2 separate regions of the Homo sapiens genome follow, and region 1 is linked to region 2. Evidence: read pairs that join two places in POLR2A ChIA-PET (ENCODE). Cell type or tissue: PC-3. All regions are shown on one strand. Each heading gives the region's core, and the rest is flanking DNA. Links, peaks and the distances in the headings are about the cores only.

The links. ChIA-PET counts read pairs that join two places held together with the same protein. Peaks named below come from ENCODE experiments on the same cell type or tissue, not always from the same donor. Only the 100,000 strongest peaks of a DNase experiment are listed, where the experiment ranks them.
Region 1: POLR2A ChIA-PET joins it to region 2 with 7 read pairs; 2 of 35 experiments call an interaction of 5 or more read pairs at or near these places.

What each region holds. Positions count from the first base shown.
Region 1 is chr3:131,317,881-131,323,269 of GRCh38, forward strand. The region is part of intron 17 of NEK11 (NIMA related kinase 11); the gene reads left to right. Among named protein-coding and RNA genes, the nearest start is that of NUDT16-DT, 61 kb to the right of the region's middle. In PC-3, for the core only: no CTCF peak of the experiment used is centred there; no DNase peak of the experiment used is centred there.
Region 2 is chr3:132,222,906-132,228,294 of GRCh38, forward strand. No RefSeq gene overlaps it. Among named protein-coding and RNA genes, the nearest start is that of TRC-GCA6-1, 3.6 kb to the right of the region's middle. In PC-3, for the core only: no CTCF peak of the experiment used is centred there; a DNase peak (open chromatin) is centred at 3,006; H3K27ac peaks cover 1,337 bases.

The DNA of each region.
Region 1 (5,389 bases), core at 141-5,140, 910 kb before region 2:
TTTTTAAACAAGTTCCCCAGATGAGAAAATCATATCCAAACTGTCCGTCCTCCTCAGTATGTCTGACTTGCTCCACTCTGCAGATTTCCATGTATTCCCAACAGTCTGCTTCCAACTTAAGCCCATTTCCTGCTTTCTTCAGATTCTTCACTGTCCTTCAGTCTAATTTTTCCTCTATCTCTTCTCCCATTAGATAAAATACTAAGGTAGAATGATGGGAAAGAAAGGAGGAAGAGGGGAAAGAGGGAAGTAAGGAAAGAAAAATTGAAGGAAGGTGAAGAGGAAGAAGAGGTGGGAAGGGAGATAGGGAAGGAGGGAGAAAAACCTACTTCAGTTGTGCCATAGTATCATTGGCGTTCTTGAGCTCTATTTCAATCCCAAACAAATACATAAACACAAATATATCCCATTCATTATTTCCATTTTAAAATGAAGCAGTTACTTTCATACAGAAGAGAATGTTAATTAGTGTGATAATTTGGAGAGCAATTTGGCAACGTCTGTTCAAATTTTTTAAGTGAAAATTCTCTTTAATTCAGCAAATTTCAGAATTTATGCTATATAAATACTTGTATAAATGCACAAAAACATATATCAAAGGTATATACTTACAGAATTTTTTTAATAACAAAAAGCTATAAATAGCCTAAAAGTATCAATAAGAGTTGTTTTGGAAAGTCAACATATATCTCTGCAAATGCATACTGTCCTGGCATTAAAAAGAAGTGAGAAAGATCTGCACACGCTTGTGTGGTGAGCTCTCTAGAGTATATTGTTAACCGAGAAAAGGAAGATGCAGAACAATAGGCATATATGATCTCATCCATATGTCATTGTTTAGTATGCGTGTGTACATGTGTATATATATATATATATATTTATAAAACAGTTGATAATTTATAATATTTATATCCAATGGCATATTCTATAGCCATTACAAAAACTATTTTGGTAGAAATTTGAATAACTTAGGACATTCTGGTGATGTAATGCTAATTGAACTAATGTAAGCAGGACATTAATATCATTTTTTATTTTTGACCCACCTTTCTTGAGCATTTTCCAATATGATTAAATATTCCAAAAACATCATTAATTTCTCTATAATATAATATTGTACTCTTGGGTTTTTGGGTTGTTTTCAGTTTTATAACTCATATATAATGTTGACATAAACTTTTTTTTACCTAATGCTATTTTCAAATTTCAGACTAAGATAAATATCTTGTAATTACTAGTTCATAGATGTGACCTTTTATTATAATTACTAGTTCACAGGATTCTTACTTATTGCCAAATTGATTTCCATACTCCACAAAGATTTTTAATATAATCAATTTTTTCTAATGTGACTTGTTATTAAAAGTCATTTATTTAACAAACTTTTACATTTGAAAGAAAATACTTATTAATGCCTACTGTGTGCTAAGCTCCCTTGGCACTCACTAGGCACATCATTACAAATAAGCATGATTCCTACTTTACTACTCAAAGTGTGATATTGGGCTGGTATGGGAAAAACAGACATTGAAACACACAATTACACTGTGATGCAGTTCAGGCTGTCATAGAATTATGCCCAGAGTGCCATGGAGACTCAGCATGCTTATAGTATGATTGTAATAATTAACCAAAAAGGGACTACTTTGCTTTGAAATATTCAAATACTCTCCCACCTTCCAACTAGAGTGGTGGTAACTTGGTGGTGGGTCTGTAGGGGAAATATCTTCTCTTCTTACTCCTATCAGAGTTTACCTGACTGTGACAAGGAAGTAGAAAAGAAACTTGCCCTAATTTTTGGTGTCAAAGTCTAGCACCATTTATATCTACCTTTCTTTCACACATGCAAAAAATAAATCTCCTTCAAGGACACATACATTCATCCTGAATCTATAACTGAACCTTACTTTCTAATACACTATTCTTTATGGTGGCTTAGAATACAAAGATGGTTATCTAGCCTCTGAAAACATTTTTTTTTAATTTCATAAAAACAAGTCTCCAAGTAAAATAAACAATGCAGCCTCCAGAAACAGCACTTTCTATTTTTTCAATATTTCTTGTCAAGAAATTCTAAACTAAAATATTCTAATTAATCTGAACTGTATGAAATTGCCCATATTTGACTTGTTTTTAACCTGTAAAAATGGCAATTCCATATAGCTCAACATAAAACCTGTGATTTAATTCTTTTTTTTCTTCCCCAGGATTGCCCATATGTTAGATCTTATCAAAACTGTTTTACAACAAATAATTTCTGCAGTACCTTCCCCAGATACAAAGAAAATAAAAGAAAAATTAAATTATTAACACAGGTTTATGCTTGGTTGTCACTTTCTAGTCAGATCATCAGTAAAATAAAATTAGAATGTAGTAGTACCCAAATTAAAGAGAAAATGGTTTCCTGCTTAGTTAAGCAAAGAAAATTCTAGCCAATGCAGAATTAGAAGTCAGGAGTAAATGTGGACAAGGAGATCCAGCAAACTACCAAACAAACTGTGATTCATAATCTCCATCTCATGCAAGGCTGGTGTTCTCCTCTTAAGACATAGAACAGTAGACTAATTAATACTAACAATGTGTTAAAAATCAAAACTATTATTAATGCAAATCTGTCCTCCAGAGATGGGGAAGAGGAGGGAGAGAGAGAGAGAGAGAGAAGGAAAGACAGCTGTAGCCTGAAATTGATGGTAACTCCTTCTACAGTACCTTTACCAGATTTAAACTCATATTGTAAAAAAGAAAGCTTAGTATTTCAGTAGAGGATGCTGTATGGGAAACAATGCCTCCCAGCTTAGAAAGCTGGCCTGATCCTATAAGAATGTCAGAATTCTATGTCAATGCTAGTTCATAAGGCAATCCCATTTACAATAGCGAGACAAAAAATAAAATACCTGGGAATATATCTAACAGAGGAGGTGAAATATCTCTACAGAGAGAACTACAAAACACTGCTAAGAAATCATAGATGACACAAACAAATACAAAAACATTCCATATTCATGAATTGGGAGAATCAATATTGTTAAAATGGCAATACTACCCAAAGCAATCTACAGATTCAATGCTATTGCTATCAAATGACCAACAGAATTTTTTCACAAAATTAGGAAAAAACTATTATAAAATTCACATTGAACTAAAAAAGAGCCCAAATAGCCAAAGCAATCCTAAGCAAAAAGAACAAAGCTGGAGGCATCACATTACCCGGCTTCAAACTGTACTATAAGGCTACAGTAACCAAAACAGCATGATACTGGTACAAAAACAGACACATAGACCAATGGAACAGAATAGAGAACCCAGAAATAAGCCTCACACCTACAGCTGTCTAATTTTTGACAAAGTCTTCCAAAAATAAGCAATGGGGAAAGGACTCCCTATTCAATAAATGGTGCTGGGATAGCTGGCTAGCCATAGGCAGAAGAATAAAACAGGATCCCTACCTTTTACCATATATAAAAATTAACTAAAGATGGATTAAAGATTTAAATGTAAGACCTCAAACTGTAAGAATTCTAGAAGAAAACCTAGGAAACACCATTCTGGACATCAGCCTTGGGAAATAATATATGAATAAGTTCTCAAAAGCAATTCCAACACAAGCAAAAACTGACAAGTGGAACCTAATTAAATGAAAAAGCTTCTGCACAGCCAAAGAAACTATCAACAGAGTAAACAGACAACCTACAGAATGGGAGAAAATATTTGCAAACTATGTAATAAAGGTCTAGTATCCAGAATCTTTAAGGAGCTTAAATAATTAAGCAAAAAACCAAATAACCCCATTTAAAAAATGGGCAAGACATGGACACCTCTGAAAAGAAGACATACAAGTGGCCAAGAAACATGAAAACATGCTCAACATCACTAAATATCAGAGAAATGGAAATCAAAACCACAATGAGATACCATCTCACATCAGTCAGAATGGCTATTATCAAAAAATCAAAAAACAACAGATGCTAGTGAGGCTGCAGAGAAAAGCTAAGGTTTATACACTGTTGGTGGGAATGTAAATTAGTTCAGCCACTGTGGAAAGCAGCTTGGAGATTTCTTAAAGAATTTAAAACAGGAATACCATTTGACCTAGCAATCCCATTACTGAGTATATATCTAAAAGAAAACAAAGTGTTCAACCAAAAAGACACATGCACATGTATGTTCATCGCAGCACTATTCACAATAGCAAAGACATGGAATCAACCTAGGTGCTCATCAGTGGGGGACTGGATAAAGAAAATGTGGTAAATATACACCATGGAATATGCTGCAGCCATAAAAAAGAATGTAATCATGTCCTTTGCAGCAACATGGATGCAGCTGGAGACCATTATTCTAAGCAAATTATTGTAGGAACAGAAACCAGATACCACATGTTGTCACTTATAGGCAATGAAGACCACTAGAGGAGGGAGGAAGAGAAGGGGAAAGTGTTGAAAAACTGTTGAGTACTATGCTTGCTATCTGGGTGATCGGGCCATTCATATCCCAAACCTCAGCATCACACAATATACAGTATACCCATGTAACAAACCTGCACATGTATGCATGCCCCCAAATCTAAAATAAAGTTGCAATTATATTTTTAAAAAGCTAGTTCATAGTTGTAACTACTTTCTAGAGTCTTGCTACTATAAATGTAATCACTGCTCAACATCACTAATCATCAGAGAAATGCAAACCAGAGCCTGTGTTTCTCGAACTCTAATGTGTATATGAAGAACTTGGGGTCTCATTAAATGCAGATTGTGATTAGTAGGTCTGAGGAGGGGTGAGAGATTCTGCATGTCTAAGCAGCTCACATGTGATGCAATGCTGCTGGTGGGATCACGTTTCCTTGAGGCTTCAGCAGAGCATCCTTGTGATGGCCTTGGCTCCTCTTTTCTAAATTGTCAGTCTGACCCTGTGGGTCACATACTGAGCACTGATGAAGAGGCCCCCGCTCCCCTTCATTGTCCTTGCTCTCTCCTTGTTTGAATCTTTCCTTCTGTAAAATGGGATTAACAAACCCATGTAGAGAGTCCACTGAATGGCAGAACCTTAGACTTTCCAGTTAGAGGAAACTTTGGAGATTATATGATCTAACTTGTTCCCCTCTCCCCTGCATCACATCTTATGTCTGAAAGCCCATGCCTGAGATCCTACTCACTGAGTGTGCAGTTGTTATTCTCATCTCATTCCATCAGACCTAAGAAAGCTTGGCAGAATAAGGGCCTCTTGCAAATGTTTTCAAATACGTGGAAGTAGCTAGGACAAACAAACAAACCATTGCTCAAAAATCACTCAGCAAACCCCACCTTAACGAGGAATTTTCTCTTTTGGCTTCAGAAAGCAATTAAAAAACTCAGCATTTCTAGGCAAAAAGCTTTAGCAGTTCCCCTCTTGT
Region 2 (5,389 bases), core at 142-5,141:
CACAGCTCAGAGTTATCCCACAAAGGGTGTAAGGAATCTGGGTATTTAAACAACAATTTCTGTCAGTCATTGTTGGAGGTATGCTCCCACAGGCCATTAATTCTCTGGCACATTCAGCTTGCCATGAATGAGTGCAGAATAGGCTCTGGCTGCCAGAAAAACCCTTGGGAAAAGAGATGCAGAAACTGGCAGTTGGAATCCCGCCAGCGTGAAGTATTGTGGTAAATGCTAAGAGGAAAATTGGCAGAGCATCCACAGTGTCTGCTACACCTGAGTACCCCCAGAACCTAGAGCTTGAAGCTGAAGCTTATGTGCTATATTTTTTCAGAGAGTGCAATCCCTGGGAGCAGGAGTTAGGTAAAAGAAGGTGCAGCCAAAAAACAGGGTTAAGTTAGCTCAAGGTTGTATTTCCAAGCTGGCCATCACGTGATAACAAGCGCAACTGATTGCTTAATCTCATAAAGCTCCCTCTCAAGAGAGTGTATGATATACTGCATCCCGGGACAATCTGTCCCAAGGAGAAGAATTTACCCCTCAATGTTTGTATCTCATTGGTGAAAGGTTTTCCCCATGGTGCATTAACTCCTCAACCTTTCCAGATTCCGCATGTGGGACACCAAGTGGGTCTCATGGATTCACACACCTCAAATGCAAGAGGGAAGCCAAGAGTGGGAGGTGAGTGGCATCCAGTGCGGGCAGGAGGTAAAGGACAGTAGGGATTTTTGTCTGTGTGCAGTTTGTAGAGCCCACACATTTGGTTACTCACTGACAGCCAGGGAAGAATTGGTGGCCAAAGGCCTTAGAAATAGTCAAGGCCAAAAAGATTTGACATGCTGCTTAAGATAAGCCTGATACATATGTATTCCAATTTTTGTTAAATATTTACACACAAAAACAACCCACTCACATTCACGTGCCTGAACACAACTACAAATAAAAAAGACAACAGTTAAAATAAAAACAGTGATTTAGATCCAGTCAAATTGTATTTTTTCTACCTATATTCTTTGATGTATGTTTAAAGTTTTATACAATAAAGGTATTTTGATTTTATAGTGGGAAAAGATCACAAAATCACATGGACAGGTTTAGAAAGGAAGACAGAGCAGTAAACACTTTTTTTCAAAGTAAAAAAAAATGGTTAAAAAATGATTCTGTGTTTTACTTCATAGGCATAGACAAGGTAGTCTTCATTTCAAGGTTGAATCTTTCAAAAAATTGTTTAGAAAAACAAAAATAAGTTGCTTTTTAAATATGAGATGCCCAATTCTTGTCTCATAATAAATTACCATAGTTTCTAAATAATTTGAAATATATTTGTTTATACAGTCACATGCCACATAACAAAGTTTCCATCAACAACAGATTGCATGTATGTCAGTGGTCCCATACGATTATAATGGAATGAAAAATTCCTATTGCCTAGCGAAGTCATAGCCGTCATATCATTGTAGGGCAATGTATTACTTACACATGTGTGGAGATACTGGGATAAACAAACCTACTTTACTGCCAGTTATATAAAAGCACAGCACATACAATTATGTACAGTCCATAATACTTGATAATGACAAAGCGCTATGTTACTGGTGTACGTATTAACTATATTATACTTTTTATTGTTATTTTACTTATTTATTTATTTATTTTGAGACAGAGTCTCGCTCTCTCCCAGGCTGGAGAGCAGTGGCGTGATCTCGGCTCACTGCAAGCTCCGCCTCCCGGGTTCACGCCATTCTCCTGCCTCAGCCTCCGGAGTAGCTGGGACTAAAGGCGCCCGCCACCACGCCCGGCTAATTTTTTGTATTTTTAGTAGAGACGGGGTTTCACCGTGTTAGCCAGGATGGTCTTGATCTCCTGACCTCGTCATCCGCTCGCTTCAGCCTCCCAAAGTGCTGGGATTACAGGTGTGAGCCACCGCACCCGGCCTTTTTATTGTTATTTTAGAGTGTACTCCTACTTATATTAAAAGAAAAAAAAGTTTACTGTAAAATAGCCTCAGGCAGGTCCTTCAGGAGGAATTCCAGAAGAAGGCATTGTTATCACAAGAGATGACAGCTCCGTGCATGTTATTGCTCCTGAAGACTTTCCAGTGGGACAAGATGTGGAGGTAGAAAACAGTGATGTTGACAATCCTGACCCTGTGTAGGCCTAGGCTAATGTGCATGTTTGTATCTTAGTAACCAAAAAGTTTAAAATGTTAAAAAACAAACAAACAAATTGACTCTGTGTGGTGGCTCACACCTGTAATCCCAGCGCTTTGTGAGGCCAAGGCAGAAGGATCCCTTGAGCCAGTTCAAGACCAGCCTGGGCAACATAGTGAGACTCAGTCTCTATTTCTTTAAAATAAAAAAAATAAAAATTTAAAAATTGTAAAAATTTTTAAAAGCTTACAGGATAAGGATATAAAGAAAGAAAATATTTTCTACATCTGTACAATGTATTTGTGTTTTAGGCTAAGTATTATTACACAAGAGCCAAAAAGTTTAAAAAAAATTTTTAAAGTTTACAAAGTAAAAAAGTTACAGTAGCTAAAGTTAATTTATTATTAAAAAAATAAATTGTTAAAAATAAGTTTACTGTAGCCTAAGTATATAGTGTTTATAAAGTCTACAGTAGTGTACAGTAATGGCGTGGGCCTTCATATTCACTTACCACTCACTCAGTGACTTACCCAGAACAACTTCCAGTTCTGCAAACTCCATTCATGGTAAGTGCCCTATACAACAGTAGTATTTTAATCTTTTATATGGCATTTTTACTGTGTCTTTCCTATCTTAGGTATGCTTAGATACATGAATATTTACCATTGTGTTATAATTGCCTACAATGTTCAGTACAGTAACATGCTGTACAGGCTTGTAACCTAGGAGCAATAGGCTATCCCGTAGAACCTAGGTGTGTAGTAGGTTTGTGTAAGTACATTGCTATGATGTTTGCACAATGAATAAGTCACCTAACAACACATTTCTTAGAACCTAGCCCTGCCGTTAAGTGATGCATGACTGTATATCTTGTGAAAGAAAAATGAACTCTCAGGGACTCCAAACTCACTATGCCAAAGGGAAAAGTTAAGCTTGGGAACTGAGTCATGCAAAACTGTCTCCCATTTTGTTTCTAAATAGATAGCTCCAAAGACAGAAGTTCACATACCACCCTAGGAGGCCTCCCTTACAATTTGCTCAGAAGGAAATTCCTTGTGGGTCCCAAGATCTTTACCTTAAAACAGTGTTCTATGGAATTTTACCCTGACAATATAAATCAGTGTTGTCTGTATTTTCACAGGTACAGGACAAAGATAGGACTAGAAGTCATCCCTCTGCTCACCTGAGACAAATGCATATTTGACTGCTTCCTCCACTCTATCTTTACTTCATCTTATGTAAAAATTCATATTCACAGAGCAAGAGATGAATGCATAGTTGACTATTTCTCTACCCCCTCTTTTCACATGTAAAATGTGAATTCAGTGAACCCTGCACAAAGCCTCAGAGGAGTGCAAGCACTTGCCTCTTACCTACTCTCCTTCCCTTTTTCTGTCCTCCTTCCCCTACTGCCTGCTCTTTCCCCTTTAAATACTGAAGTCCCTAAATCCTCTTTGAAAACAGCACAGATCACAGATGTTACTGTGATTTTGTGTTCCTTTTGCCCAGGCACATCCTCAACCTTGGTGAAATAAACCTCTAAATTGATTGAGACTCACCTCAGTCATTTTCTATCCTCAGCAATTTTCAAGTATACAATACATTTTTATTAACTATAACCACGATGTTGTAGAATAGACCTGTTGAATTTTTCCTCCAGTCTAAGTGAAATTTTGTATGCTTTGACCAACATCTCCACAACCTACCCCACCAAACTGCTCTCAGCTTCTAGACACACACATTTTCTTTTTTTATTTTTTAACTTAATTTTTTGTTGTTGTTGTTGTTGTTTTTTGAGACAGAATCTTACTCTGTTGCCCAGGCTGGAGTGCAGTGGCATGATCTCAGCTCACTGCAACCTCTGCTTCGCCATGTTGGCCAGGCTGGTCTCAAACTCCTGAGCTCAAGTGATTGGCCCGCCTTGGCCTCCCAAAGTGCTGGGATTACAGGCATGAGCCACCGCACCCAGCCCTTAATTTTATTTTATTTTAAGTTCCAGGATACCTATGCAGGACATGCAGGTTTCTTACATACGTAAATGTGTGCCATCATTGTTTGCTGCAACTATCAACCCATCACCTGGGTATTAAGCCCCGTGTGCATTAGCTATTTATCTTGATGCTCTTCCTCCCCCTCGCCCTGACAGGCCCCATTGTGTGTTGTTCCCTTCCCTGCGACCATGTGTTCTCATTGTTCAGCTCCCACTTATGAGTGAGAACATGCAGTGCTTGGTTTTCTGTTCTTGTGTTAGTTTACAGAGGATAACAACTTCCAGCTCCCTCCATTCCCTGCAAAGGACATGATCTCATTCCTTTTTATGACTGCATACACTTTCAATACTAAGTCATAACACTCAAATGGAAGACCAGATTTCACTATAGTCTACTCTTACTGCAGACCCTTTTCTTGGTCTGGGATCCACTAAAACCTGACAGTCTTATGGGTTATTGTTATCTGGTAAATATACCAGAGAAGCACATCAAAATACATTGCCACCAAAATCCAAAGTGTCCCACCAAGCAATGGGCCTTGTTCTGTGTGGTGAGCAGTGTAAGGCATAGCTACATCTTTCACTTTAGAAGGCATATGCCGATATGCCCCAGATGCTGGACTCCTAAAAGTTTTTTCTGTTTGTTTGTTTTTTGTTTTGTTTTATTTGAGACAGAGTCTTGCTCTTGTCTCCCAGGCTGGAGTGCAGTGGCACCATCTCAGCTCACTGCAACCTCCGCCTCCCTGGTTCAAGCAATTCTCCTGCCTCAGCCTCCTGAGTAGCTGTAATTACAGGCGCCAGCCACCACGCCTGGCTAATTTTTGTACTTTTGGTAGAGACGGGGTTTCACATGTTGGCCAGGCTGGTCTCGAACTCCTGACCTCAGGTGATCTGCCCGCCTAGGCCTCCCAGAGTGCTGGGATTACAGGCGTGAGCCACCACACCCGGCCCTAAAAGTTTTACCAGTGTAGCAGAACCTTAAATCGTTGCAGCCTTATCTTCCACCCCTGATGTGATATGAAAAAAAATGGCACATTATCCTTGTGACAGCTTTTCTAAAAATTCACAACCCCAGTCTAATCATGACAAATCCAAAGTGAGGACATTCTGCAAAATATTTAACCAGGATTTTTTATAAATGTCAAGGTTAAAAGAAAAATGACAAAAACAAGAAAAGACTGAGAAACTGTCACAGTCTGAAGAAGACTGAGACATTACAAAGATAGCAACTAAATGCAACATGGTATCCTGGATT